Regions from separate parts of the Homo sapiens genome. Here all the other regions are linked to region 1. A link is a loop called in an ENCODE intact Hi-C map of the cell type or tissue named here. Cell type or tissue: mammary epithelial cell. All regions are shown on one strand.

The links. A loop is a pair of places that touch in the nucleus more often than their neighbours do. Peaks named below come from ENCODE experiments on the same cell type or tissue, not always from the same donor. Only the 100,000 strongest peaks of a DNase experiment are listed, where the experiment ranks them.
Region 2: it touches region 1 in a loop (9-fold over the local background); 4 of 110 quality-filtered maps call a loop at or near these places.
Region 3: a loop joins it to region 1, with 22 times the contacts of the local background. A loop is called at or near these places in 4 of 110 quality-filtered maps.

Annotation. Positions count from the first base shown.
Region 1 is chr11:109,692,712-109,700,711 of GRCh38, forward strand. No RefSeq gene overlaps it. Among named protein-coding and RNA genes, the nearest start is that of LINC02715, 130 kb to the right of the region's middle. In mammary epithelial cell, CTCF peaks have their summits at 3,786 and 4,717 (motif pointing left); DNase peaks (open chromatin) are centred at 3,180, 3,710 and 4,630; H3K27ac peaks cover 2,551 bases.
Region 2 is chr11:109,422,783-109,430,782 of GRCh38, forward strand. It overlaps C11orf87 (chromosome 11 open reading frame 87), which reads left to right. Exons shown (of 2, transcript NM_207645.4): 2 at 593-6,385. The coding sequence starts at 852. The coding sequence ends at 1,445. Among named protein-coding and RNA genes, the nearest start is that of C11orf87, 4.6 kb to the left of the region's middle. In mammary epithelial cell, CTCF peaks have their summits at 1,004, 2,962 and 3,862; no DNase peak of the experiment used is centred here; H3K4me3 peaks cover 1,367 bases; H3K27me3 peaks cover 1,222 bases.
Region 3 is chr11:108,784,105-108,792,104 of GRCh38, forward strand. The region is part of intron 13 of DDX10 (DEAD-box helicase 10); the gene reads left to right. Among named protein-coding and RNA genes, the nearest start is that of DDX10, 120 kb to the left of the region's middle. In mammary epithelial cell, a CTCF peak has its summit at 4,641 (motif pointing right); no DNase peak of the experiment used is centred here.

The DNA of each region.
Region 1 (8,000 bases):
GCAGCTGGCAGGGATCAGCTCAGTGCCAAGAGCCACACCCTGTTGTGGGGAAAAGGTAAGTGAGAGATATACAACAGCCCAAACTCCCACCATGGATTCCTGCAATCCTAGCCACAGGGGAACCCCTTAACTTTTGTGGGGCCCTAAGATAAGTATAGAGAGCTACCTGGAGTCCACAAAAAAGCATTGTTCCAGACAGGGAAGTTGCGCCGGGTCCCAGGCACCCCCTGAGACCCAAGCAGCTGCAACATAACACCATCTTGAAACTCCAGCTCGGACCAGACTACATCATACTCTGGGTCTCAAAAGCCCCTGTAGCTTCATATCCCTGGAGCCCTACTGACATTCCCCTATGTCCAGCCAGAGGATTGCAAGATTGCAGTGCCAGCTGTTCCCAGTGGTGTCTCTGGGTCCCCAGCACTCTAGCCTATGCTGTGTCCTATACCCCAGGGATCAGGTGGGATGGCACACCAGGGAGCCTTCTCCTAGGACAAAGGGAGCCAAAGTACATGGCCCCCAGAGCCTGGTAGTTACCTGCCTGGAGCCACCGCCATGGCTGCAACCCCTCACCCCCACCCCAGCAACAGGGCTGACATGCAGCTGCATACACTTTCAGAAAGCCTGGGGACTGGCCTACCTGTGTGTTGTCCTGGGGCATGAGTACAGGCTTGCCCCTCCCACTGCCATTGGTCCCCATGTGCACCATCCAGGGGCATAAGGACAAGCATGCCCTGCCCACCACCATCACCTCCAGCACCTAAGCATGCTATCCAGGGATCTGGGGATTGAACTGCCTAATTTTCTATAGTGGGTGCTCATGTACACCATTAGAGGATGTGAGGATGGGCCTGCCTTCCTGCTGCCACTGCCACCAGTGCTCACACACATTGTCCAAGGGCCTAGGGATTGATCCACCCCACCCACCACTGCTGGTGCCCATGTGTACCATCTGGGAGCCTGAAGAAAGGTTTACCCCTTCAGTCACCACTGGTGCCCATATGTGTCACCTGGGGGCCTGGGAATTGACCATCCTCATCATCCACTGGTGCACATGTGTGCCACCCATGGGCATAAAGATGAGCCTATCTCGCCTTCTGCCAGCATGCAAGTCTTTCTCCCAGGGTGGTGGCAGGCCATGGGACCAGCCCACTCAGCCTGCTACTGCCACTACTTCCACCACCTAGAAGCTGGGGAAGCAGCCTACCTAGTCCACCATGACCACCACTGGAACTTGCAGGCAATGCTCAAGGGCCCAAAAGATGACCTGCTGCCACTACTTCCACTGCTGATACCATGCACACCACTCAGAGGTTCAAGGATGGCCTTCTGCTGCCACCAACAGCACCTGAGCACGTGACCTGGAAGCCCAAGGACTGGCCCACACAGATTTTCCATAGTTAGCACCCATGTATGCCACTCAGGGGATTGAAGACCAGCATGCTCAGCCCATCACTGCCATCAATGGTGCCAAGGACCTATCTGCCTGGTGTCCCCATCTCTAGCAAGGCCTCACCACAGCTTCCACTAACAACCACAGCCTAAGCCACTGTGGAACTCACAGACACCGCTCATGCTGACTACAGCTAAAGAAATTACATAAGATTTTACTACTGTGCCCACCTGGAATCAAAGCCAAAGACCCTACTCAACACTATAGCTATGTCTTTCCCTACAAAAGCCAAATCATAAAACTGAAAGAAACAATCATTACAACAGACACACAGGTATTAACATAAGGATACAAAGAGCAAGGAATTATTAAACCTTCAAAGGAACACAATAAATCCCTAGTAACAAATCTCAAAGAATAAAAATCTATTAAACCGTACCTGAAAAACAATTCAAAATAATACTAAAGAAACTCACTCAGTGAGATACAAGATAAATAATACAAAGAAATAAGGAAAAAATAATTTTCTGAATGAGAAATTCAACAGGGATAGGTATTATAATAAAAATACAGAAATGCTGGAACTGAAGAATGCTTTGAATAAAATAAAAAATACAATTCAGAGCTTTAACAATAGACTAGATAAGCAGAATAAAGAATTTCTGGACTTGAAGACAGGTTTTTTGGTAACCTAGTCAGACAAAGAAAAAGTTATAAAGAAAGCCTACACAATATATGGGACACCACTAAGGGACCAAATATTCAAATTTTTTGAGTTCTATAAAGAAACGAGATGAACAAAGTTATAAAAAACTTATTTGACAAAATAATAGGTGAAAACTTTCCACATTTTGCAAAAGATATAGACATCTAGATTCCCAGATATTCAAACAATAAATGGTCTTCTCCAAAGCACATTAAAGTCAAACTGGTCAGAAGTCAAAGACAAAGAGAATTCTAAAAACAGAAAAGGAAAAACATCAAGTGAAATATAAGGGAATCTCCAATGGACTAATAGTGGATCTCTCAGCAGAAACCTTATAGGACAAGAGAGAATGGGGTGATATATTCAAAGTGAACAAAGAAAGAAAAGAAAAAAGAAAAGAAAGAGAAAAAGCTTCCAGTTAAAAATACTATAGCTAGCAAAGCTATCCTTCGAAAATGAAGGAGAAATAGTCTCACATACACAAGAAAACTGAGAATTCATTGTCACTAGATGGCCTTACAAGAAATGCTTAAGATAGTCCTACATCTGGAAACAAAAAGATAATATCATCATTAAAACACATGAAAGTATAAAACTCACTCATAGAGCAGATATACAAATGAGAAAATGAAATGAATCAAACATTGTCACTACAAAAAACTATCAATGTGTAAAGGTAAATAATAAATGAAGAAGAAAAGAACAAAGGATATACAAGACAATCAGGAAATAAACTGACAGGTGTAAGTTCTCACCTGTCAATAACAACACTGAATGTAAATGGTTTAAATTCCCCTAAAAGATAAAGTTTTGTGTTGTTTTTGGTTTTGTTTTTATTGTTTTTCTAAGATGGAATATTAGAAGATTTCAGTGTGATTCAGGCACTTGGAAATTCTGAGCTCAATTCAAGGAGAAAAATGGGAATCCACCAAAATCACGAAGGACATCTCAGATCCTGGAGAGTAGAATGCGGGCACACAGCCCCTGTGATGGTGTCCAGCTCATAAAAGTGAGTGAGGCCCCAGTACATGAGAGAGGCAGAGAGCCTGCCTCTGTGACTCATCTTTCCACTGGGAATCTGAGCAACTTGGACTGCAAGAGCGCACTTTGTTTCCCTCAAGCCCCAGAGCTAACTTAAGGAGACAGCTGGAAGTACTGAGGGGAAAAGACACTGAGAAAAGCTGTAGGCATTTTTTCAGACCCCAGACCAAGAACAGGGTGCCATTTTTAATCCAGGCACGTACAAAGTCAGACATTCTTTGGTGACCTGGCAGCCTGGCCATGCAGGCATTTTAGTCTTGGGCCAGAGATTGGAGCACTTGTTTTGGCATGCAGTAGGGGCCTCCATAGCCAGAACTGTGGGAAGTGCCTCAGCAGTAGGTGCTGGAATTCTGCTCTCCCCCATCATAGACTGGGGATGAGAGGAGAGCTACTACAGCTGCAGTTTCTCTGGAAAATGAGACTTGTAGCTAGGGCTAGCTTGGCAACCTGAAACTGGGCTGCATGTGTCATTGCTGTGTCATTCCCAGCCTGTTCCCCTGAGATTGTGGTACAGTGGGGCCCTCTCCGCTCCACCCTCAGGCAGAACTCCAGGCATTCAGAGCACATGCTTGCCTGGACTAGCCCTCTGAATCACCCCACCCTTCCTGGACGTAAATCATGGTGCAGTGAGGCCCTCTCTGTTTCATACTCAGGCAGATATCAAGTCATTTAGAGCAGCCGCTCTCATGGAATATCAACCTGAGGCACCCCACCCTTCCTGGGCAGAGGTTCTGGTGCAGTGGAGATCTCTCTGTTCCATTTTCAGGCTGAACTCCAAGCATTTGGATCACCCACTGACTAGGTTGGCAGCTTTGGCTGCCCCACCCTTCCTGTGCACAGATTGTGATACAGTGGGGCTTTCTCCACTCCCATGCCCAGGCAGATCTCCAGGCAGTCAGAGCACCCATTCAAAAGGATCAGTAGCTTAAGCCACACTCCCCTTCCTGTGCAGAGATTATGGTGAAGTGGGGCCCTCTCTGCTCTACACTCAGGCAGATCTCCAGGAATTCTTAGCACCCACTCACCTGAATTGGCAACCTGAGGTAGCACACCCTTCCCGCGCAGAGACTGGGTGAAGCAGGGCCCTCTCCACCCCACACCCAGGCATATCTCCAGGAAGACCAGGACTTCCAGCCTGAGACACTCCACCTTTTCTCTGCAGAGACTGTGGTACACTCCATGACCAGACAGATCTCTAGGCACCTGGAGAACCTACTCTCCTGGATTAGGAGTTTAGGCCACCAATCTCCTGCACCCCCACCCTTGCAATGAACTTTAGGTTGAGGAAGTTTCCCAGCTCCATGCTTAGGCACATCTTTGGATGTTTTGTGGCAAGCCACTGGATTCTCCCAGTGCTGGTGCTTGTGCCTGCCACTGGGGGACTTGCAGGTGGGCCTGCTTGGTCTGGCCCAGCCAATCATGCTCCCAGCACTCCCGGGGCTGAGCAGGGAGCTGAGACCACTCTGCATTTCATGGATTAGTCCATTGCCTGAAGCAACAGAGAGCTTCTCCCAGTAAGCAAGGATGAAGCATATACCTAGCCTAGCTGGCTGCAGCTGGCTCTTACCCTTAAGCGCCATCTACTGGCTCATAGGTTATACTACACAGTCCAATATAAAACTTGCTAAAAGTCCAGAGGGCTATAGAAGCACAGCCAAATGACCCTACCCAGGATTCTCTACACTCTAAACCCCCTTGGGGGTAGGAGGAGGGAAAGAAGAAAAAATAATATTATAGAGAAAGAAATAAGAAGAAAAAATGCTACCCTCATGAAAATAATTACAAAAATTAGAAGTGCCAGCATCTCCCGATGAGAAGGAACTAGCACAAGAATTCTGGCATCACGAAAAATATGAACTTATTGGCATCACCAAAGGATAACACTAGCTCTCCATTGATGGGCTCTAACCAAAATGGAAATTCAGAATTGACACAAATAATTCAAAGCACAGATTTCAAGGAAGTTCAATGAGATCCAAGACAAGGATGAAAATCAACACAAAGAAATTTCCAAATCAATCCAAAAAATGAAAGAAGAGGTAAATATATTAAAATGAAATCAATCGGAGCTTCTAGTGTTAAAAAACTCACTAAATTTTTCAAAATACAATTGAAAGCTTTATCAATAGACTGGACTAAGAAGAAGAAAGAATTCCAGAGCTTGAAGACTAGTCTTTTGAACTAACCCAAGAAAAAGTAAACAACCTGAAAAATATATTTGAGGGAATAATTTAAGAAAATTTCCTTAATCTTCCTAGTGAAGGAGATATCCAGATACAAGAAATCCTGAGAACACCTGCAAGATACTGTACAAAACAAACATCACTAAGACAAATAGTGACCAGACTGTCCTAGGTCAATGTTAAAGAAAAATGTCTTAATAGTAGCTAGAGAAAAAGGTCAGATAAGATACCAAGGAAACCCCATTAGGCTAACAGCAGACTTCTCAGCCAAAACCTTACAAGCCAGGAGAGATTAGGGGTCTATATTCAGCATTCTTTAACCAAAGAAATTTCTAGTCAAGAATTTCATATCCCACCAAACTAAGCTTTCTAAGAGAAAGAGACATAAAATCTGTTCCAGACAAGCAAGCACTAAGTGAATTTGTCACCATTAGACCAGCCTCATAAGAGATCCTTAAGGAAGTTCTAAACATGCAAATGAAAGAATGATACCTGCTACCACAAAAACACACTTAAGCCACCAACATAGTTGACACCCCATTAAGCAAGTACACAGTAGAAACTACAAAGCAACCAGCAAACAACTTCATGATAGGATCAAAACCTCACATATCCATATTAACCTTGAATGTAAATGATTTAAACACCCCATTAAAATGGCACAGAGTGCCAAACTGGATTTAAAAGGAAAAAAGACCCATCCATTTGCTCTTTTCAAGAGACATATCTCACATGTAAGGACACACATAGGCTCAAAGTAAAGGGTTAAAGAAATATCTATCAAAAAATGGAAGAAAAAGGAGCGGAGGTCACTAGTCTTATATCAGATAAAACAGACATTAAACCAACAACAGCAAAAAAAAAAAAAAAAAAGACAAGAGCATTACATAATGATAAATGGTTCAATTTTACAAAAAGACTTAACTATCCTAAATACGTACAAACCCAACATTGGAGCACCCAAATTCATAAAACAAGTACTTCTAAACCTATGAAAGATTGAGACAGCCACACAATAATAGTAGGGGAACTACAACACTTAACTAACGGTATTAGACAGATCATTGAGGCAGAAAACTAACAAAGAAATCCTGGACTTAAACTCAAAACTTGACCAATTAGACTTAATAGAAGTCTACAGAATACTCCACCCAATAACCACAAAATACACATTCTTCTAATTTGCACACAGAACATACTCTAAGATTTTCCACATACTTAATAAACCAAGTCTCAATAAATTTAAAAAAAATGAAATCATGCCAATCATAGTCTCAGAAAACAGTACAATAAAAATAAAAATAAATACCCAGCAGATCCCTTAAAAAACACAATATTCCATGGAAATTTAAAAATGTGCCCCCAAATGATTTTGGGATAAAAATATTAAAGTAGAAATTTAAAAATTATTTGAAATAAATAAAAATGGAGATACAACATATCAAAATCTCTGGGATGCAGTAAAAGTGTTAAAAGGAAAGTTTATAGTGCTAAATGCCTATCTCAAAAAGTTAGAAAGATTTTTAAAAACCTAACATCATACCTAGAGTAACTAGAAAAACAAGAAAAAACTAACCCCATAGCTAGCAGAAGAAAATAGTCAAAATCAGAGTAGAACTGAAAGAAACTAAGACCAAAAAAATCTATACAAAGAATCAATGAAACAAAAAGTTTATTCTTGTAAAGAATAAACAAGATTAATAGACTCTTAACTAGACTAATAAAAGAGAGAGAGAGAAAGATCCAAAGAAACACAACCAGAAATACAAAAAAAAACCTCATACATTATGAAGACATCTAGGCACACAAACTAGAAATCTAGAGAAAATGGATAAATTCCTGGAAACACATAACTCCCAAGATTGAATGTGGAAGGAATTGAAACCCTGAACAAACAAATATCAGGTTCTGAAATTGAATTAGTAATTAAAAACCTGCCAGACAATATGAGCCCAGACCAGATGGATTCACAGCCAAATTCCACCAGATATACAAAGAGCTAGTACCAATCCTATTATAACTATTCTAAAAAAAAATCAAAGAGAGACTCCTCCCTAACTCATTCTATGAAACCAGCATGACCCTGATATCAAAACCTGGCAAAGACACAGTGAAAAAGGGAAGCTACAAACCAATATCCCTGAAGAACATAGACACAGAAATCATTGAGAAAATACTAGTGAACCAAATCCAGCAGCACATCAGAAAGTTAATTCACTGTGATCAAGTAGGCTTAATTCCTGAGATGTAAGGTTGGTGCAATACACTCAAATCAATAAGTGTGATTCACCACATAAAGAGAATTAAGAAAAGCCATATGATAATCTCAATAGATGCAAAAAAAGCCTCCCATAAAATCTAACATCGCCTCGTGTGAAAAGCCCACAACAGACTAGGCATCAAAGGAACACAGCTCAAAATAATAAGAGCCATCAAACCCACATCCAACATCATATTGAATGAATGGGCAACAGCTGTAACAATTCCCCTTGAGAACCAGAACAAGACAAGGATGCTTACCCTCACCACACCTGTTCAACATAATACTAGAAGTCCTAGCCAGAGCATCAGATAAGAGGAAGAAATAAAAGGTATCCAAACAGGGAAAAAAAAAAAGAAGTCAAACTATCTCTCTTTACTGAAGATGTGATTCTATAACTGGAAAACCACAAAGACTCTA
Region 2 (8,000 bases), 270 kb before region 1:
AAGAGATGGAGCGCGTTCCTGCGCGTCAGCCGCGGTCGCGGACAGAGGCAGAGTGGGATGTGGTGCCAGGGGTATCCCCCTGGGAATGGGACCCAAGGGATCTGACGCTGTCCAGGGAGGGCGAGTCTGGACGGGGAGGGAAAGGAAGGGAGGACTGCGTACCCGGAGCCCGCGCGGCGGCCCGGAGTGGGTGCTGGGAAGGGTAGGATCCAGGCGAAGACATCAACCGAGAGGGCGCAGAAAAGAGGAGAGCCGGCGCTCTGGGAAGTAGGGACTTCAACCAAAGCGGCTGCGTGTCTGTTGCAATTATAAAGTTGTGAAGGGCGGAAGGGAGGCTGCCTTATCTGCTGAGTAATCTGCACCTCCGCGGTGCCGGCGCAGACCCCATCCTGTCGAGTGGCATGAGCAGGCTGCTGGTGGCTCTGGTGCACGGCCACGGGCCGGCAGGCTGGGGTCCGCTGACCGAAAATACAGGCAGCGCCCAGCTCAGGCAGTGTGCCCAGAGGGCCGCTTTGCGGTGGTGGTTGATCTTTCCCGACAGCACTCCCCTGGGCAGCGGCCGAGATTCTAACTAAGCTTTGTGTCTTTGCAGCCTGGTGCCTCTGCAAAGGAAAGGGGAGCGTGGAGACGTGTTCGAGGTGGTATCGGCGAGGATCTCTCGGGCGCCGCTCACTCCTTGGTCGCCTTGCTTGCCAGCAGTTGCTCCCTTAGTCCTTGGCTCGCTCGCACACCCCCTCCCGCTACAGGGAGCAGTTTTGGGTGGCGTGGGCTCCGTCCTCTTCTTGGCTGGTAGGAACGGTGTGCCCAAGAGGGGAAGCCTAGTGGGCCTGGCCCCTCCCAGCCCCGCGCCAATGAGTGCCAGGGCGCCGAAGGAGCTGAGGCTGGCGTTGCCGCCGTGTCTCCTCAACCGGACCTTTGCTTCCCCCAACGCCAGCGGCAGCGGCAACACGGGTGCCCGCGGCCCAGGCGCAGTAGGCAGCGGCACCTGCATCACGCAGGTGGGACAGCAGCTCTTCCAGTCCTTCTCCTCCACGCTGGTGCTGATTGTCCTGGTTACCCTCATCTTCTGCCTCATCGTGCTGTCCCTCTCCACTTTCCACATCCACAAGCGTAGGATGAAGAAGCGGAAGATGCAGAGGGCTCAGGAGGAATATGAGCGGGATCACTGCAGCGGCAGCCGCGGTGGCGGGGGGCTGCCCCGACCTGGCAGGCAGGCCCCAACCCACGCAAAGGAAACCCGGCTGGAGAGGCAGCCCCGGGACTCTCCCTTCTGCGCCCCTTCCAACGCCTCGTCGTTGTCCTCTTCGTCCCCTGGCCTCCCGTGCCAGGGTCCCTGTGCTCCTCCGCCTCCACCGCCAGCCTCCAGTCCCCAAGGAGCACACGCAGCTTCCTCCTGTTTGGACACAGCTGGCGAGGGCCTTTTGCAAACGGTGGTACTGTCCTGATCGTCTAGCCCCTCTCGTTCCCCGTCCTCGTTTCCAGCATCTTTGCCACCCTTGCTTTTTTCCTTCTTCCTTCCTTTTCCATTTTCCTCTGGCCCCTCTTTCCTCTTCCTGGTTTCCTTACCTGCCCTCCCCTTACTCTTGTTTCTCCTCCGCCGAGGCACTGTGCGGTATTTGTAAATATTGGGCGAGGAAAGTCTCGGAAGAAGAAATAACGCTGATAATAATACTTTATTAATATTTATAGTAATTATTATAATACTAATAACACAATCCAAGCGCATGACAAATCACATAATTTCTAACTGTCAATGGAGGATGCATCTTCCCATTCCACCCCGCGCTCCCCTCAATTAGGAGGAGAAACCGCACAAGCTACCAAATATATAAAAGGCATTGATTCCCGGAGCAAAGGGAGGGGAGGGGGCCCGGTAATGTACATAGCTGTCAAGTTAAGATTTAGTTTCCTTCCTTCCCCTCTGACCCCTAAGCTTTCACTTTTCCTTTAGCTTCCCTTTCCTCCCCATTCCCACCCTCAGCCGGGCTCAGGCAATAGTATATTATAAAGAAAATGTCTACATTAAGCACCAGGACTGCAAGAGGCCATAGAGAATAGTCCCCGGAAAGTGTTTATGACAGGTACCCCTCGCCAGTCCGCCCATTTCTCACCCTTTGGTTAACCATTACATTTTCCAGGACAGAGCATTTAATTTACTTTTTAAAATGACCCTCGCTGGCCGAGCATAAGTACGTTAAAATCTTTAAATGAGTTTTTTTTAAAAAGCTAACGCTTTCATTCCCTGCCCCGCCCCCACCCGTACACCTTTGACTTGTGACATTTTCAGGATTTACAAAGGATCTGGGAGCTGTCCAGCCAGGTCTGGTGCTGAAGTCGCCTCACCGTTCTGATTACTTCCTCTAGTTGTGAAGGCAGAGGAGGGGCTGTTTTGGAAAGTGACTATTCTGGCTTTTGGTTGGGTTCTTTCTTCTTTTTCTACAATCGAGTTAGCGTGTACTATTGGTTTTCTTATTATTAAACATTGCATAAGTTACCTTTTTTGTAAAAAAAAAAAAGTATTAGGTGATGTGCAGTACTGAAAGTGCAGTATCTAACCAACTAGAACGTTTGTTTTATTTTTAGAACAAGTGCACCTTTGTTATATATTTAGTATATTGGTACCAAATACAGAAAAAAACTATAGTTCTGTACTATGTCCTCCAAACTGTATATTATTGTTCTTAATTTCCAGCTGTTGATATAATGGTTACCACTGGATGAGAAATTCAGTGGTGCAGACCTGGCTTCTGCTGTTTCCAGAAGTGTTCTTTTGTACCTTATTCTGTAGTAGACTGTTATAAAAAGATGACACACACGCTTTATTTTTTCTTTTGCAAATAATAGAAAAAACACAACCACAGAAACAAACAAATAATGGATGTGCAAGAATGCCATCTATTAAAAACATGGTTAATATTTAAACAGTGCCTGTAGTTCTCCCTGCATGCAGTTACCACCTGGAGGCAGTGGTGTGTGTGCTTGCTTGTACTGTATGTGGTTGGGGATGAGACTGGTGGGGATGTTGGGCAATTTGGATGATAAGACATGCGAATTTCAAGAAAAGCTAGATCCAGTAATTACTTATAGGATACAAATGTTTGCAGCTTGTTTGTTTAGTTACAAATCTGTGCCTGCAGCAAAAGAAAGGCTCTCTTTCTCAGTCTGTCCTAACTTCACTGAACATACAAAAATACTGAGAAAAAAAGAAAGTGAGAAAATAAGATAAATATTTTATTATTTTCTAATGCCAGACAAGGCCATCTATGTTAGAAATGGAAGTAGTCTATAGTTATTTACCACCTTGTTTCCTTTGGTTGAATGACAGAAGAAGCCAGAAGCATATTACAATATTAATTATATGCAGTGACATCTCTTCTTGGAAATCAAGCCTTTGACAGCTATTCAAATTTTTGGAAAATGTATGAATGAAAGTGATCTGCAAAAAGCTCTACCAAGAGAGTCCTTACTATCCTGCAGGGTGTAAGGCAACAGTGCCCCTATGAGCATCCCTCTCCCAAGCAACTCATTGTTCTAAATTGTCTACTTGGTCCAGACATATGTGCTCTTATCCAGAGGAAACATTACCTCTAATATTTTTGGTCATCTATTAAATTGCCCAAGCTCAGTTTGCATCTTTTATAAAAATAATTTAATAAACTTAATTTTAATCACCCATAAGATAATCACCTTTCCTGAAGCACAGAAGATCATCATTGAAGCATGCCATCTTGTAATATTAGGAAGACCAGGTATAATCTTTGGGTACAATATATTAAACAATGAACCAGTTTTTCTCCAGTGCCTTAGTCACTTCCTAGTAATAGGTAAAAGAGTGCATTAACTCCCTCAGGCCACTAGGGAATCCTGTAGTGCATCAGAGTTCTACACTGTACATCAGAATGACTAAGGCACTGTGAAGAAGAAAGTCCATTGATTTTTGTAGCTTACCCTCATCCAGTGGTAGCTCTTTAATACCTTATTACAGAATGACTTTTGGACTTGAAATTTGAATAGAATCAGGGTCCCAGAAGGGAGCTTCATCATTTCCAATGAGCTCCAATAAGTGCATGGATATTACTTTCTTTCCCTTATTTGGTGCACTTTCTACAGCGAATAATTTCCCATTTTATTAAAGCAATAAGATGTTCTGTTGTGAGCAGTGCTGGATAACGATTCCATTTTCTTGGTGCTGAAGCTACGCATATGTTCTTGCCTTATGAATCATAGTATATTCAAGGCATGCAATAATAATCCCCTTCCAAGGAGCAGCCTGTACACTCTGTGGGGGTAATTATGAAATTGTCCTACATCATTTCTCCCCAAAGGAATGCAAGGAGCAAGAGAAATAAAAGCATTATGTATATTGTAAAACAAATGATCTCAATACCTCTCAACGTGGGCACACATCTGTAATACACTTTTATTGTGCAACTTTAAATGTGTGTGCCTTTCTCCATTAATTGACTGTAGTTTAATATTTTTAATAGTGCTCTGTGTAAAGATGATGCAGTTTGTGAGTCAGATTTCATACTGAGCTTAATATACTCAAAACCTAAGCTTCCAGTGGTATTACTTGTGATTTTTTTATGAGATAGAGAATTACATGAAATTCTAGTAATCCAGTTTCCACACAAAATTATTTCAATAAGCACATATCCAAGCAATTTGTACAGACCTTGTTTAAAGCACTGCTTCTTATAGGGCTCAATTGGCAGTCTCAGGAGCTTGGGATGCTACCAACAGGGCATTTAGGTTTTCATTTTTATGAAACAAAAGGCAATCTGGAAATAGCTAAATTTATTTTAAGGATTTTATTCACTGATGTCCCGTCAAACTAAATGCTTCAAACCCCTATAGCTACAGCTTAACTTCTGCACTTGCTATTCAGTATTAATAAGGTGGCATGCTTGATTCTTATTGTTTTTAAAAATGAGAAAATTTGGAGAGAGAATACTATTATGTCAACGGTACAAGACTCTGAATCTTGAAGATGTAGATGGATATAATATTTAGACTTTATATACACCCATAGATATGTATTTATATATGCATACGTTTTGTATAAATTTACAATTGACTTTTTGTATTCTCTTTTCTGTCATTACAAGAATGAGATGGAAACCAAAATAGTTGTTCCATCCTCTTACCCAAAGAGGATACTGAAAAGTCCGGTATGTGCATGCACTTGTTTCTCTGGGGTCAAATCTGAATGACTTTCTCTTTAATAATGAAAGGGGAGAGTCCTGGTTAGCTTGGAAAATTGGTAATTAGATAAGCTTCCTTTCCTAGGTTAGTGACTCAAATGTAGCAATGATAATAAAGTTATGACCATATCAATGTGGTCTAAATATCTAGATGGAAAGCAAAAATATCCAGAAGAGGTTTAGGGCCATCTAGACCACAAACCTGGAACCTGGATTGTGGTTTGATTTTTTTCATTTTCAACCTATATGTTGTGTAGAAATACAATTTATATCTGCATAGCTAAAGGTAAAGTGAAAATATGACCATTATCTGTTTAGTTTGAGAAATCATTTTTGGATAATATGGATAAATTAGCTTTAAGAAACTTCTTTGACATCTGACTTTTCCACCATTTCTATCTGTATCAATTGTATTAATTAGATAATGGTTAAATTTTTATTTTTTTATCATGTAGACATATGCTTTCATGCTTTTCTGTGGGTGAAAGTTGAACAATTGCTAGCTGATATTATGTGGAAGTTACAGGTTAAAGTAGAACCAGAAATTTTAATATAATCTGATCAGGTTCCTTAGTCCCATTCCCATGTGAATCTGAACTTTGAATTTGAATCTGAAAGGCCTACTTATTTGGGCCATTTTTTGTTGGAACTTGTGATTGTAACTCACAGATGTTTCAGTTCATATTAGAATAAATTGCCCAATCTATAAGAGAGTGTTTAATCATTGGAATGAATGTAAATCTGATTCTGATTTGGTTATTTATTTGATAACATTTGAGAAACAGCTAATGTGGCTTGACATCAATACTTATTAATGTCTTCAACCTAATAATACAATTGGTGTCATGTATGAATGCTTAGCTGACAATAAGAATTTAATCAACTTTATTTGGAGACAATGACTTATCAAGGAGGTCCTACCCATTTGTGGTAGGGATATTTCCCTTACAGTTGTGATTACAAGGGATTGTTTCTATAGAGAGATGAACAGCAACAACAGTGACAATGATGACAACAGAAAAACTGACTTTTGAACTTGAGTATATCCAATAGATAGAAGAAAAAAGATATTAGAATTCATGGAAATTTTGTTTTGCTTTTCTATCAATAAAAGAGTTTTCTTGTTAATTGGCTTTTTGGACACTATTTCCTTGCCAATTTAATGTACAATATACCAGGATAACATAATTGCTTATTCTATTATACTCAGATGCTCAAAGAAATTATATTGTTTTCAAAAAATTTTTATAACTCATCTGCTCTTCCTCACAAACCAACTACATCTTAGAAATGGGATGTGTATAAAATTTAGGACAACCCAATAAACAGTCCAGTATAATAATGTAGCAGCTCCTTTACACAGATGCTCAGGATCTTGAGGTCATATGCTTAAATTCTCAGATTTCCTCTTGCTCTGCCTCTACTTCTCTACTATAATATAATCAGGTATATTAGGAAGGGATGTGGCTGACATGATTCTGTGCCAGTTAGGGGAAAGGTAGCCTCCAACTTCTGTAAATTCTGAAGGATCCTAGCTTAACCCTGCTGAAAAGGATCTGCTCCCTAGTTTGAAGTGCTATTGTCCTACTGGCTTTTGTGTTGACATTTACCACAGCAATTTTACACCGTGGACCTTTGCCCTCCATCTCAAACTCATACATCCTGACCCCGGCCATCTATAGGTCCACAGTGCTCTCACACATTGTCCCCTTCTTGGAGATTCAGGAACTTCTGGGTGCCCTGCATGCCATGGACCTACTGGTGAAAAGCTTGGGTCTATCTTGGGATTATTCATCCATCCACCTCCTCCTCCACCTCAATTCTGCTAATCTTGCTTCGTGTTAGATGGTGCCATGAGGGTTTCTTCTGAGGTCTTGAGACCCACAGTAATATATTTAAAGGAAAGGAGTTTGCCATTTATCTCCAATCCTTGAGCTTCTCCAAAGCTGTTTAGATGTTTTCAAGGCAACATCACTCCTTTTGGCTCCTAAATATGTGTGAAGAGGAGCATGAAAGCTTTAACGGCCACCTGCCTCACTTTTCTCTTATTTTTCTCAAAATTGTCCCAGACTGCAAGAAGCAAATATTTCCCTTAATGTCTACTTTTCTCTACCTAAGACTTCTTCTACTATGGTTAGTTTCCTGCTTCTGCAATGGACTTAATCATCTTCTTCCTGATGTCAGCATTATGATTAACTCTTAATGGCAGTTGGACAGGGTGTAAGAGACAGAAAGGTAAGCTTATTAATAAGGGATCCTAAATCAGGACATATTTGGAACATATTATGCCACACACCATAATAAATCTCCATATTCCTACAAGGGACATGTGCTCATGATTAAGCTCCTGCCCTCCCCTTTTCCATGAAGGTGGGAGCTTGATTATCTTACATTTATTTTCATATTCTACTCAATTCCTCTGAATTGGCTAGAAAACCTGATTACTAAACCTTATATCACTATTTGTCACTAAGAAGGCACAAACTCTTCCAAATACTGGCCCATTATTTCACCCTATCCCTCACACCCTTTAGGAGCTGCAGATAGTGTGTAGGAAATACTTCTCTTGAGCTTGGATAAACTTCTAGTGGATCTTGAATACTGGAGTGGAGATGAGTAGTTACTCGATGTAAAGGCAGCAGCAAGTAAAGATTGATGATACAACCCTATCCCTAGCCATTGTCCTCTTTATGCCCAGTAGGTATATGTGCTCTAACTTCAGCTGTTTGGCTCAAGAGAGGGATGAGTAGTAACTCAGCTAGCTCTTACAAGACTAGCATGGTTCCATTCCCCACC
Region 3 (8,000 bases), 910 kb before region 1:
ATTGAATATACAAGTACATATATGTTTTTGATACTGTAAATTATTTTCCTTTGGTTATATACCCAATAGTGGGATTGCTGGGCTGAATGGTAGTTCTGTTTTAAGTTCTTTGAGATATCTCCAAACTGCTTTCCAAAGTGGCTAAACTAGTTTGCCTTCCTACAAACAGCATTCCCTTTTCTTGGAAGACTCTGTAACATCTTTTATTTTTTTGACTTTTTTAGTAACCTCCATTGTGATTGGTGTGAGATGGTATCTCTTTGTGGTTTTGATTTACATTTTCTTTGCCCTCCTGAACACCCGCTTGTTTTTGAGACAAGGTCTTGCTTTGTTGCCCAGTGTGATCTCAGCTCACTGCAGCCTTGATGTCCTGGGCTTAAGTGATCCTCCTGCCTTAGCCTCCAGAGTAGCTCTTTGCCCATTTTTAAATTATATTGTTTGTTTTTTGCTTGTCGTTTTAAGTTCCTTGCAGATTCTGGATATTAGACTTTTGTCAAATGTCAAAATAATTGCAAATATTTTTTCTCCGATTCTGTAGGCTGTTTACTCTGTTGGGAATTTCTTTTGGTGTGCAGAAGCTCTTTCGTTTAATTAGGTCCCGTTTATCAATTTTTGTTTTTGTTACAATTGCTTATGGGGACTTAGCCACAAATTATTTGCCAAAGCCAGTGTCAAGCAGGGTATTTTCTAGGTTATCTTCTAGGATTTTTATAGTTTGAGGTCTTACATTTAAATCAGTAATCCATCTTGAGTTAATTTTTGTATACAATGAGAGGAAGGGTCCAGTTTCATTCTTCTGCATATGGCTAGCCAGTTACTCTGGTATCATTTATTGAATAAGGAGCCCTTTCCCCATTGTTTATTCTTGTCAATTTTGTTGAAAATCTGATGGTTGTAGGTGTGTGGGTTTATTTCTGGGTTCTCTGTTCTGTTCCATTGGTCTATATGTCTCTTTTGTACCAGTACCATGCTGTTTTGATCACTGTAGCCTTACAGTATTGTTTGAAGTTGGGTAATGTCATCACAAATGGATGTTGGATTTTATCAAAAGGTAAATTTTCTGCCTCTATTGAAATGATCATATGATTTTTGCTTTTGATTCTGTTTACATGGCGAATCACATTTATTGATTTGTGTATGTTCAACCAACCTTACATCCCAGGAATAAAGCCTGTTTTATTGTGGTGAGTGAACTTTTTGATGTGCTGTTAGATTTGGTTTGCTGGTATTTCGTTGAGGATTTTTGCTTCTATGTTCATGAGAAATATTGGCCCGAAGCTTTTTTGTTGTTGTTGTTATTGTTGTTGTTGTTGTATGTCTGCTAGATTTTGGTATCAAGATGATGCTGGGTTCATAGAATGAGTTAAGGAGAAGCCCTTCCTCCTTGATTTTCTTGGAATAGATTCAGTAGTACTGATATCACTTCCTTTTTGTACATCTGATAGAATTCGGGTGTGAATCCCTCTCGTCTGGAGCTCTTTTGGTTTGGTGGATTTTTAATCAGTGATTCAATTTCTGAACTTGAAAGTTGTACTTTCTTCCTGGTTCAATCTTGAGGTTTTGTGTTTCCAGGAACTTATCCATTTCCTCTAGATTTTCTAATTTGTGTATGTAAAGGTGTTCATAATCGTCTCCAATCTTTTATATTTCTGTGGGATAGGTTGTAATATCTTTGTCACTTCCGATTGTGCTTATTTGGATCTTCTGTTTTTTGTTGTTGTTAATTGTGTCTCAATTTTATTCAATTCTTATTTGATTTTAATTATTTCTTCTACCAGCTTTAGAGTTGAATTTTTGTTTTGTTTTGTTTTTTAGTTCCTCTAGGTGTGATGTTAGATTCTTGAGATCTTTCCGACCTCTTGATGAAGGCATTTAGTGCTATAAACTTTCCTCTTAACATCACTTTAGCTGCCTCCCAAAGATTTTTATAAGTTGTGTCTCTGCTTTTGTTAATTGCAAAGAATTTTTATTTCTGTCCTGATTTCATTGTTCATATAATGAACAATGGTTCATTCAGAAGCAGGTTGTTTAATTTCTATGTTTTTGTGTTATTTTTGAGAAATCTTCTTTATCAATTTCTGTTTTTATTGCACCGTGGTCTGAGAGTGTGTTTGGAATTATTTCAATTTTTTTTTTGAATTTACTGAAACTTGCTTTAAGACTCAGCATGTGGTTGATCTTTGAATATGTTACATGTGCACCTGAGAACAATGTATATTCTATGGTTGTTAGGTGGAGTATTCTGTAGATGTTTATTAGGTTCAGTTGTTCAAGTATCGAGTTTAAGTCCAGAATTTGTTAGTTCTCTGCTTCAGTGATCTGTCTAATGCTGTCAGTGTGGTGTTGAACTCTCCCACTACTATTGTGTAATAATGGCGGTGTAAGTGTTTTCGTAGGTCAGGAAGAACTTGTTTTATGGATCTGGGTGCTCCAGTGTTGGGTGTGTATATGTTTAGGATAGTTAAGTCTTCTTGTTGAATAGAACACTTTATCATTATGTAATGCCCTTCTTCGTTCTCCCTGATTGTTATTGGTTTAAAGTCTGTTTTATCTGATACAGGACTAGCTACTCCTGCTCTTTATTTTCCATTTGCATGATAGGTCTTTATTTTTACTTTCAGCCTGTTTGTGTCATTACATGTGAGATCCATCTATTGAAGGCACCAGACAGTTGGGTCTTGCCTTTTTATCCATCTTGCCATTCTATGCCTTTTAAGTGGGGAGATTTAGAACATTTACATTCAGGATTAGTACGATATATGAGATTTTGATCCTGTCTTTATGTTGTTGGCTGTTTGCTTTGTAGAGTTGGTTGTGCAATTGCTTTATATTGTCTGTGAGCTATTGTGCTTGAGTGTGTTTTAGTGGTAGCAGGTTTTAAACTTTTATTTCAATGTTTAGCACTCCCTTTAGGACCTCTTGTAAGGCTGGTGTGGTAATGAATTCCCTCACTGCTTACCTGTCTGAGAAGCATTTTATTTTGCCTTCACTTACAAAGCTTAGATTGGTGGGATATGAGGTTCTTGGCTGTAATTTATTTTCTTTAAGAATGCTGAAAATAGACCTCCAATCTCTTCTGGCTTGTAAGGTTTCTTCTAAGAGGTCTGCTGCTAAACTGATGGCGTTCCCTCTGCAGGTGACCTGACCTTTCTCTCTAGCTGCCTTTCAGGTTTTTTTCTTTTGCATTGACCGTGGAGAATCTGATGACTATGTGCCTTGGAATGGTCATGTTGTATAGTATCTCGCGTGGGTTCTCTGTTTTTTCTGAATTTATATGTCTTCCTCTAGCAGGATTCGGGAGATTTTCGTAGAGTATATTCTCAAATACATTTTCCAAGTTGCTTACACTCTCTCCTTCTCTCTCAAGAATGCCAATGAGCTGTAAACATGGTCTCTTCACATAATCCCATATTACTCAGTGGTGTTTTTTTTAATTTTTAATTCTTTTTTATTTTTGTCTGGGTTGATTTGAGAAATTGGTCCTCAAGCTCTGAGATTCTTTCCTCAGCATGCTCTATTCTGCTGTTAATACTTTTGATTGTAAGGGGCTGGGTGCGATGGCTCACACCTGTAATCCCAGCACTTTGGGAGGCTGAGGTGGGCGGATCACCTGGAGGTCAGGAGTTCAAGACTAGCTTCACCATGGAGAAACCCCGTCTCTACTAAAAATACAAAGTTAGCTGGGCGTGGTGGTGCATGCCTGTAATCTCAGCTACTTGGGAGGCTGAGGCAGGAGAATTGCTTGAACCTGGGAGGTGGAGGCTGCGGTGAGCGGAGATCGTGCCATTGCACTCCAGCCTGGGCAACAAGAGCAAAACTCCATCTCAAAAAAAAATACTTTTGATTGTATTATGAAATTCTTGAAGTAAATTTTTCCCTTCCAGAAGCTCAGTTTGGTTCTTAAAATGGCTATTTTGTCTTTCAAGCTTCTGGATTGTTTTACTGTATTCCTTGGATTGGGTTTCAACTTTCTCCTGCATCTTGATGCGCTTCCTTGCCATCCAGATTCTGAATTCTTTGTCTGTCATTTCATACATCTAAATCTGGTTAAGAACCATTTCTGGGTTTATTTGGAGATAAGGGAACACACTGGCTTTTTGAGTTGCCAGAGTTCTTGTGCTGATTCTTTCTTGTGTGTGAGGGCTAGTGGCTAGTGTTCCTTTAAATGTGATGTAAGTTGGGTATAGTTAGTTGGCTTTGTTTCTGGGTGTTTACAGAGGATCATGACTCTATACAGAATCTTTATTTGTAGCTAGATTTTTTTTTTTCTTTTTTGAGCTGGAGTTTTGCTCTTGCTCCCTAGGCTGGAGTGCAATGATGTGATCTCGGCTCATTGCAAGCTCCATCTCCCAGATTCAAGCATTTCTCCTGCCTCAGCCCCCTGAGAAGCTGGGATTACAGGTATGCGCCACCACGCCTGGCTAATTTTTGTATTTTTAGTAGAGATGGGGTTTCTCCATGTTGGTCAGGCTGGTCTCGAACTCCCGACCTCAGGTGATCCCCCCACCTTGGTCTCCCAAACTGCTGGGATGACAGGCGTAAGCCATGGAGCCCAGCCCTGTAGCTAGATTTTTAAAAGTTTTCACTGGTGTTGTATACTGGCAAAATGTTTTGGTGGTGTATTTTGGGCTGCAATCCAGTAGGTGGTGCTTCAGAATGTTGGTCAGCAGATAGGCTCTTACTTAGCCACACAACTCTTTTGTACTTTGGTTCTTTTGTATTTTGGTTCTGTTGGTAGTTAGTGTCTGTGTTGGTGGGAGAGAGAGATGACCCCTTCACCTGGTCCACTCCTAGGCCATGAAGGAGCCCTGTCCAGTCACTGGCTCCATGCCCACATTTCCTTTGTTAGATGTTCTGGTCCCCGGGGCTCTCTCAGGCAGGGGCAGATAGGCCGTACCCTCTCTGGGCTGGCCCTGTTGAGTGAGACACACCCCACTCCCCTGCTGGTCTGTGAGCCCAGGCATCAGAGGTTAGATTTTGATGTGACAAGCTGTCCTCATTCCTTTGAGACCAAAGGAAGTTCTAAATAATTGACTTAGAATTGAATCTGGGTGCAGAATCCCTTAAATCAGGTACTTCCTGTTCTTGTCACACCTTCAATCAGAGCCAGAGATGAATAGTTTGCCCTAGCAGCAGAGGATTGGTGGCAGTGGCTTTTACTATGTTTAAGTATAGAATTGATGAGCGGGACAAGTAGGAGATGTCGTCACCTATTTGTTTCATTTTGGTTTTTGGAAATGTCCTTATTTATTTCAGACTAATCTATCTAGGAAACAGATCTTTAAAAACTCGTGAAAGATGTGTGCATAAGATTATTGTATATACTCTGCATCATTCAGTTTCAAAGAAAAGTCTGCAGCTATCTTGAGAGGCAATTGAGTAGGTACCTGATACCTGCCTATCTGTCCATATTCAAAATTAGACATATTTTATAAGTTGTGGAAAATTATTTGCATATGCAGTAAAGTGACATCATTCTTGTCTGGCTCATGTAAAATTGGCTTGTCCTTTGTCAGCAGAATGACTGAAGTTCTACTTCTTGTTTATAAAGCCAAACTTGTATCTCAAAAATTGTATTGCCAGGGATAACATGTAGGATGCTTTTCACTGCAGGTAACAGAAAACACGACCATAGGTGGCTTAAAGAACCAGGAAAACTTTGTTACTTACATGATGAGAAACCTGGATGAAAGGAAATTCTAGGGCCGATTAACTCAATAACATTGTCAAGATCAAGGTTTTATCCATCTTTCTGCTCTGACAATCTTAGTTCCTCATTGATTTGGCTTTTGTCCTCAGACTTGTCCCCTCTTGATTAAAAGACCCTGTAACTCCGAACCAATTAAATCAGAATAGCTGGGGAGGGGGACCAGGCATTAGTCTTTTAAAAGCTTCCAGGTGGTTTTATTGTGCAAGTAGCTAGGATTGGGAACACTGAGTTACATCAATTAAGAGCCACTCAGGGGTTTATAAATCTAACCCCCCTAAAGCACATGGTCATTTGGTAACCAAATAAATCAGTTCTTTTAGCAAGTAATAAGGGTGAGAAATTCAACCATAGATGTCCGCCCTACTCCAGATGATGTAAGGTTTTTAAAAATTTCGCTTATTCTTTGACTTCATGTATGTTCACTATCATTACTTAAAAAAGAACTATGTAAGTGGTTTCTACCCCCTCACTTTAGAGGCAAATCTCTGGATAGGCAGTTTTATTAACCCAATGAACTACAAAGAGAATATTTTGGGCAAGAAGGAAGCAGAGGTATTAAAGCATACTTTTCAGTCATTTTATGTGCAGATAAATAACAATATTTAAGGTAAATATAATCTATATTGCCTTTTCTCAGGTGGATTGTAGCCAACTCTTTATCAAAATTGATTCCCTTCTTCACAAATTGTATCAAATATGCTCTCTGTTGTGGCTTTCTCCTCTCGTTTTCTGTTTTCAAATGCATTCTCCCTTAACTAACATGTGCCAAAAAGAATATAATGTCCCTCTTGAACTTTGTCTCATTTAATGGCATCACCTTGTTCCAGAGGATGTAGGTGTACTCAGATGCATGCATTTGTGGCCAAGACATTTCTGTCATACTTAGAGTCTCTGGCTGTTTTTCACTTCAGTGCACAGAATTTGTGCCACTTCATGGTCTCTCTTTTTGTTTTTTTTTTTGACTCTTAAAATTTACCTTAAGGTACCTCCCACCCACACACACTTTCAGTCTCTTTTTTAGTTTATCCCCAACAGTGCTTCTGGAGTTATCCAAAAATATAGATGAGATCCTGTTGTCTTCACATTGCCCTAATGGTTCCCATTTATCTACAGAATAAAAATCCAATGTGGTTGGTTGTCTTTACTAAGATAGCGAGAAAAATATTTCCCATCTCACACATTCTACTTTATAATGTGGTTTTGATATTCTTCCCACAACGAGGTGGAGTCTGTGTCCCTCTACTAGAATATGGACAGGCTTGTGATAATGGTGGAAGAGATACTAGTGTGACTTCCTAGACTGAGTCATAAAAAGTGTCTTGGCTTCTGCCTGTACATCTTGGCATGCTCATTTCGGGGCCACAGCTACCATGCTGTGGGAAAAAGCCCACCAATACCTTAGCCTGTAGCCTTTGCTAAGCTTCTAGCTGACAGCCAGCATCCGTGTACCTGCCAAATGGGTGATCTGAGAAGTGGATCCTTCAGTTTCCCTGCCCTCGCAGCTGATGCTGTGTGGATTATGGAGATGAGCCATCCCTGTCAAGTCCTGCCTACATTAGAAAGTCATGGGGGGAAAAGTGATCATTTGTATTCAAAGTGATTATTTGTATTCAGAGCATCTTTTTTCTTTTTAAAATCAGTTTTAGTGAGCTATAAGGTATGTATAATACATTCACTAATTTTAAGTATACAATTCATTGAGTTTTAACAAATGTTTGTGGTGTTTTTTCATACTGCCACATTTAAATTTTGTTGATTTTCATCATTTCATAGAGTTCTCTTGTATACCTTCCAATTTAGTTCTGTCACCATCCTCAGCCCCTGGCAACTGACAGAAAGCTAATGTGCTTTCTGTCCCAATAGTTTTGCCTTTTCCAGAATGGAAACCTTGTTTCTCTACTAGTTTTGGGCTAGTGTAAATAAACTTGCTATGAAGATTCATGTATATGTCTTGTGGATGTAGGTTTTCATTTCTTTTGAGTAAATGCTATAGGAGTGGGATTTAGTTATATGATAGTTAGTGTTTAAATTTTTAAGAAACTACCAAACTGTTTTTCAAAGTGGCTGTGACTGCGTATTTGACTTTGCCAGCAGTGTATGATAGTTCTAGTTGTTCTTCATCATTGCAAGCTCTTGGTATTGTCATTTAAAAAAATATAGTTATTCGAGTGGCTACAAAGGCTTATCTCATTGGTGTTTTAATTTGCATATTTCTGTGACTAATGGTGTTGACATCCTTCATGCGTTTACCTTTTATATATCATTTTTGAAGTTTCTATTCAAATCTTCC